2 separate regions of the Homo sapiens genome follow, and region 2 is linked to region 1. A link is an interaction called in ENCODE POLR2A ChIA-PET data of the cell type or tissue named here. Cell type or tissue: B cell. All regions are shown on one strand. Links, peaks and the distances in the headings refer to the core of each region. The heading gives the core; the rest is flanking DNA.

Evidence for each region. ChIA-PET counts read pairs that join two places held together with the same protein. Peaks named below come from ENCODE experiments on the same cell type or tissue, not always from the same donor. Only the 100,000 strongest peaks of a DNase experiment are listed, where the experiment ranks them.
Region 2: POLR2A ChIA-PET joins it to region 1 with 12 read pairs; 2 of 35 experiments call an interaction of 5 or more read pairs at or near these places.

Annotation. Positions count from the first base shown.
Region 1 is chr2:44,521,790-44,524,709 of GRCh38, reverse strand. The region is part of intron 3 of CAMKMT (calmodulin-lysine N-methyltransferase); the gene reads right to left. Among named protein-coding and RNA genes, the nearest start is that of CAMKMT, 160 kb to the right of the region's middle. In B cell, for the core only: no CTCF peak of the experiment used is centred there; no DNase peak of the experiment used is centred there.
Region 2 is chr2:44,577,955-44,580,874 of GRCh38, reverse strand. The region is part of intron 3 of CAMKMT (calmodulin-lysine N-methyltransferase); the gene reads right to left. Among named protein-coding and RNA genes, the nearest start is that of CAMKMT, 220 kb to the right of the region's middle. In B cell, for the core only: no CTCF peak of the experiment used is centred there; no DNase peak of the experiment used is centred there; H3K4me3 peaks cover 347 bases; H3K27ac peaks cover 873 bases.

The DNA of each region.
Region 1 (2,920 bases), core at 188-2,687:
ATGAGATAAAGGCTAACAGAGGGATATAAAAAGTATTTCTGGAGCATGAAGTAAGGCATAGCTAACTGCAAAACTAAATGAAAACAGATGCTAAGGGATGTCCAGTGTACACTGCTTGATGATGAAGATGAGGGAAGAGGAAGGAAGAAGAATGGTAAAGGAAAGAAGAGGAGGAAGAAAAAAAAGAAAGGAGGAGGAGAAGGAAAAAAGAAGAAAGAGGAAGAAGAGAAGAAAAATAAAAAGGAGAAGACCATTAGCAAAATGGAAAACAATAATAATAATGCACCTTTGGGTAGAAATGTTCCCATTCTTAATAAAATAATTATCTCCAAGCATCCAACGTTAGTCCTGGAAAAAAGCAACTCCTGGTTATGGGATGGGGGGATTGGGGAGTAATGTTACTGGCTACGAAGATGGACTGTATTATCCTTGAATTTTACCACCCCTGTGGTGGTTTTAAAACATGAGCCCCCAATTTTTTTATATTCTATGTCCCCATCCCTTAAATCTAGGCAGACTTGTGACTGCTTTGACCAATAGAGTTCAGTGGAAGTGATGCTCTGTGACTTCTGAGGCTAGGTCAGAAAAGGTTACACAACTTGTACTTGATCTTCTTAGAATACTTGCTCTCTGTGTTCGACACGGTGGCTCACGCCTGTAATCCCAGCACTTTGGGAGGCCGAGGCGAGCGGATCACCTGAGGTCAGGAGTTTGAGACCAGCCTGGCCAACATGATGAAACCCCATCTCTACTAAAAATACAAAATTAGCTGGGCATGGTGGTGCATGCCTGTAATTCCAGCTACTCAAGAGGCTGAGGCAGGAGAATCACTTGAACCGGGGAGGCAAAGGTTGCAGTGAGCCGAGATCACGCCACTGCACTCCAGCCTGGGTGACAGGGCGAGACTCCATCTCAAAAAAAAAAAAAAAAAAAAAAAAATGCTCGCTCTCTGGAGGCTCTTCTCTGAACCCAGCACAATCATGCAAGAAGTCCAAGCCCCATAGAGGTCATATACAGGTACTCTATAGTCTATGGTCCCAGTTAAGCCTTTAGGTCATCCTAGCTCAGTTACCAGACATGTGAGCAAAGAAATCATCTTATAAGTGGGTCCCCTTGGACAGGTGTGGTGACTCATGCCTGTAATGCCAACACTTTGGGAGGCCGAGGTGGGTGGATCACCTGCGGTCAGGAGTTCAAGACCAGCCTGGCCAACATGGTGAAACTCTTTCTCTACAAAAAAATGCAAAAAATTAGCTGGGTGTGGTGGCAGGCACCTGTAATCCCAGCTACTCAGGAGGCTGAGTCAGGAGAATTGCTTGAACCTGGGAGGCAGAGATTGCAGTGAGCCAAGATTGCACCATTGCACTATACCCTGGGCGACAGAGTGAGACTCTGTCTCCAAAAAAAAAAAAAAAAAGTGGGTCCCCTTGACCCCAGCAGAAGCCCAAGACATCATGTAGCAGAGAAGAGACATGCCTGCTGTGACTATCCCAAATTCTTGACCTACAGAATCTATGAGCAAAGTTAAAAAGTTGTGACTTTACACAATTAATATTGGTAGGCTTTTTTTTTAATGCAGCAAAGCTAACCAGAACAAATTTCATTACTAAAAGTTTGGTGCTGTTGTAACAAAATCTAAAACACATGGCATTAGTTTTGGAACAGTACTCTAGAGGCTAACACTGAAGCATAAATAAAAAATGTAACAAAGATGTTACTGGAACTTAGGAGAAAGAAGATCCTTGTGTAACAGCTTGAAATTTGGTAGTATGAAAAAAGGAAATGTACTTAATAAATTTGTGATCTAGCTAAGGAATTCTGCAGGTGGAACACTGGAAGTGCTACCTGGCTTATTCTTGCTCCCCATAATAAAATGTCAGAGGAGAAAGATGAACTGAAGAATGAACTATTCCATTCTCAAACAAAATTTAGAGGTAATGTAAAGGATCCAGGACTTGCTGCGTTAAAAAACTAAATTTGTTTCTCATTCCCAGACTCTTCAGACAGGAAATACTTCTCAAATTAAGAAATGCCTTCAAGGTAAAAATAAAATCCCAGGTCCTATCAAGAAAGCATCTCAGAGTGTGGCTGTAAAACCCTCAATGACCCCAGAATGATTTAAGGTAATGCATTATAAACCCTTTCAGACAGACAAAAGAACTTCTGAAGATCTTAAGGCTATGTGTAGAAGACCTCCTGTGATAACAATAGGGGTTCTAAGTATCTTAAGGGGATTGCCCCACAGCAGGTTTACAAGGAGCCCAAGAGAGAGAAGTGCTTATTAGTGAGTGTGGCTTTTGTCTAATGTGATAGATTGTAACATACACAGTAAACCTACAAAATTTTTAAAGGAATTGTATCAGTTTAGACAGAAAGAGACAGATAGAATATGAAATGAAAAGAGGGGCCGGGCTCGGTGGCTCATGCCTGTAATCCCAGCAATTTGAGAGGCCGAGGCGAGCATATCACGAGGTCAGGAGATCAAGACCATCCCGGCTAATACAGTGAAACCCCATCTCTACTAAAAAAATACAAAAAATTAGCCAGGAGTGGTGGCATGTGCCTGTAGTCCCAGCTACTCGGCAGGCTGAGGCAGGAGAATTGCTTGAACCTGGGAGGGGCAGGCTGCAGTGAGCTGAGATTGTGCCACTGCACTCCAGCCTGGTGACAGAGTGAGAGTCTGTCAAAAAAAAAAAAAGAAAGAAAGAAAAGAAGAGAAAACAGAGGTTGCATAACTGTGAATGTACTTAATAATACTACCGAACTGTACACTTAAAAATGGTTACATTAGTAAATTTTATGTTACATGTATTTTACCACAATTCTATCTTATTTTATTTTTATTTTTATTTTTAGAGACAGAATCTTGCTCTATTGCCCAGGCTGGAGAGCAATGGTACAACCCTCAAATTCTGCAGCC
Region 2 (2,920 bases), core at 334-2,833, 56 kb before region 1:
AATCAATACACCTCAGATGAGAAGAGCTAACAACTGACCGGGGCAGATCAATGCTAGCAAATAAGCGCTTCATGACAAAAAGTTTGATAATTACCATTCTGAAGCCGTGTAAATGTTGTTTCTATTGTAACAACATTCATGATGATACTGCTATGATTGCACTGTTATTATAGGTTTAATGTTAGGCAATCAAGCTACAGTGGTCTAGATATCAACAAACAGCATCAAAAGAAAACATCAAATTGTCCCTATTCTTTTGACACTGTAGCTGAGAAATTTTTCTATGTTAGTGGCCCTAAATGAACAATAATAAGTGACAATTTAGTGAAAAACACTATTTTCACATCTTACAAAAGTCATGCAATATAGATTGATACAAGTATGATTATTTCTAGGACCACTTGAACCAGGGGATTAAAATAAATTCAGTCCTGTGACCATGGTTTTTCCTTCTTTCTTTTTTTTCACATACATCATTTAAAGAGGATTTATGTAAATTTTCTCTGTACTCATAATTTTTCAAGCATTAGTGCAGTCATAAGTATAGGGCACCTTGGCTTGATTTAATTATTATCGTTTCTAATTCAGCACACTTTATTTTATTTTACTTTATTTTATTTTATTTTATTTTTGAGCCCTGATTGCTAGTTCATTCTCAATCATTAGCATTTAGAAGAACTAGTCATTACTGGTTTTCAATAGCTGCTTGGGTTCCTATAAGCACTTAGAGTCTTAAAACACAGAAATGGAAAACAGACATTTCAAAGGTAGAACAAATCATGACTCCTAGAGGTAGGGTACAAGAATCCCTGGGTGCGTGGGCACTGAAGCACACAAATTCTTAACTTTCCCATTTGCTTTTTAAAAACCACAGGAATTGGGTCTAAAAAAAACTAGGACACCTCATTTCTGTAAGATGCTTGCTCATATAGAAAACTGGGAACTGATTCCAAATGAAAGGCTTTCCAAAAGAAATGGCAGTCACTTTGGACCACAATAATCATTTATACAAGGGTATGTCTGACTTTCGATTTGTGCAACACACACTTTTAATTGTCACGTCCATAAATACATCCCCCAGCTGCACCCAGGCAGCAATAAAGTTACCTGTCTAAAACTTGGTCTCCACATCCCTGAGTGGCCAAATCTCTCACTGTCTGGAGTAAATCAGCTGCCTTTCCATGTAGATAAGAGACACAGAGCCGGGGAGGGCAGCAATGCTCAAGAGTTTGTCAATAGCTCAGGAGAGAAAGGGCAAACCAAAAACCTTTTGTGGGCAGTAATGCGAGTGAGATTTTCAGCATGCTCAGAGGTTGCTGTTAAATGTCTTTTTCAACAGCATTCTCTTTCTTTCCATGCAGCTTCTACCTCGCAATAGAGTCAAAGAATGTGATGTACATTAAAATGCTTTGCCTCTCAGATGGGGTTCATTTTTATTCAGGGACAATTTTGCTGACTGACAGGTAAGCGTTTGGTGCTGAAATTGGACCTGTACAAGAGCTTTGCATTTCATTTGCTCCATTACACCAGCGCATGAATTACTGGGCTTCCATGTTGGCATCTTTCCATTACTTTTAAATACCTGACATGAGCAAAATGACTCATCTGACATTTCATGTAACAAATTTGTTCCAAAAAAAAAATAGAACATTATTATACTATTTTATATATGTGGGTACCACAACCTTCTGCCCTAATCTGACCAGAAATTGTTAAGTGTATAAATGGTAGCTGATATCAGTTTAAGAAAACACACTGCCAATGACAGCTATAAAATCTCATGGCAAAGAAATATGTCTGCTTTTCCTATTACCCACTGTCACTTCAACCTACTTCTTGAAATGTTAGCAAACTTCAGTCACAAATGGAGCTTTGTATTTTGGTTTCACTTCCACCACTGCGTAAACTTTGAGACATTATTTATTCCAATACACAATGAATCAACTTTTTCACTTTTAATCAGTGCTAACAGAGCTGAGGAGTTAAGATGCCTGTACCAAATAGTCATTTGTAGTCACAATACTACTATTTACTGACTAGTACAAAATTATTTGGTCTTCAACTTCTTCTAACTCTCACTTTCCCTTTGATTGCTTTTTGTTGCTTTTTTATTTTTAAGCAACAACTTAAAAATAATACGGACCATGACTCACAACCCTAAGATATCTCCTCATTCCAAACTTAACACCACATCCCATTACCCAATACCACATCCCATTACCCAATTTGCCTTGTAGAACTAGGAAAGTGTTTCAGTTCTTTGCTAAAGGCCAGTGTTAGCCTAGACAGCTTTGCTCCAGGCAGATTAGGAAAGAAAGAATCCTCAGTTTTATGACTCAGCCAGGAGTTTTTCCCACCTCTTCACTTAAAAATACCTCAGTAACACATTACAACCTGCCATATGAGGCTGAAGATCGCAGATCTACACTCAAATAAGGGTTTTTCTAGGTGACAGTATAACATTTCATAAAGCAGCAGCATAATTATGTGACAGCAAAATTTAAAATATCATGTTCACTGTTAGTATGAATACATCGAATTAATACAGTATTATTTCCATATGAAATTATTAGCCTCATTATTATATAATGGTATTTTCTTTAATAAATGGTCTCATATTATAAATGTTAAAGTACTTTATGTTACGGTGTATTCTTTTTAACAATGTTAATTTACCCTCAACCATTATTCCTATGCTGAATTTATATAACGTGTAGGTAATGAGAGATCACCTCCAACCCGCCTGAGCTCTCATGTGGGCCCTTCAGCTGGATCTAGAAACCAAATTGACACAAGGCAGATTTACAAGAGAAAAGCATACACATTTTATTAGTTTTACATGTACATGGGGATCTTCACAAGAGAGTGAAGTCTGAAGAAGTGGCCAAAGCAAGATGCTTTTATACTTTTTGGATGAAGA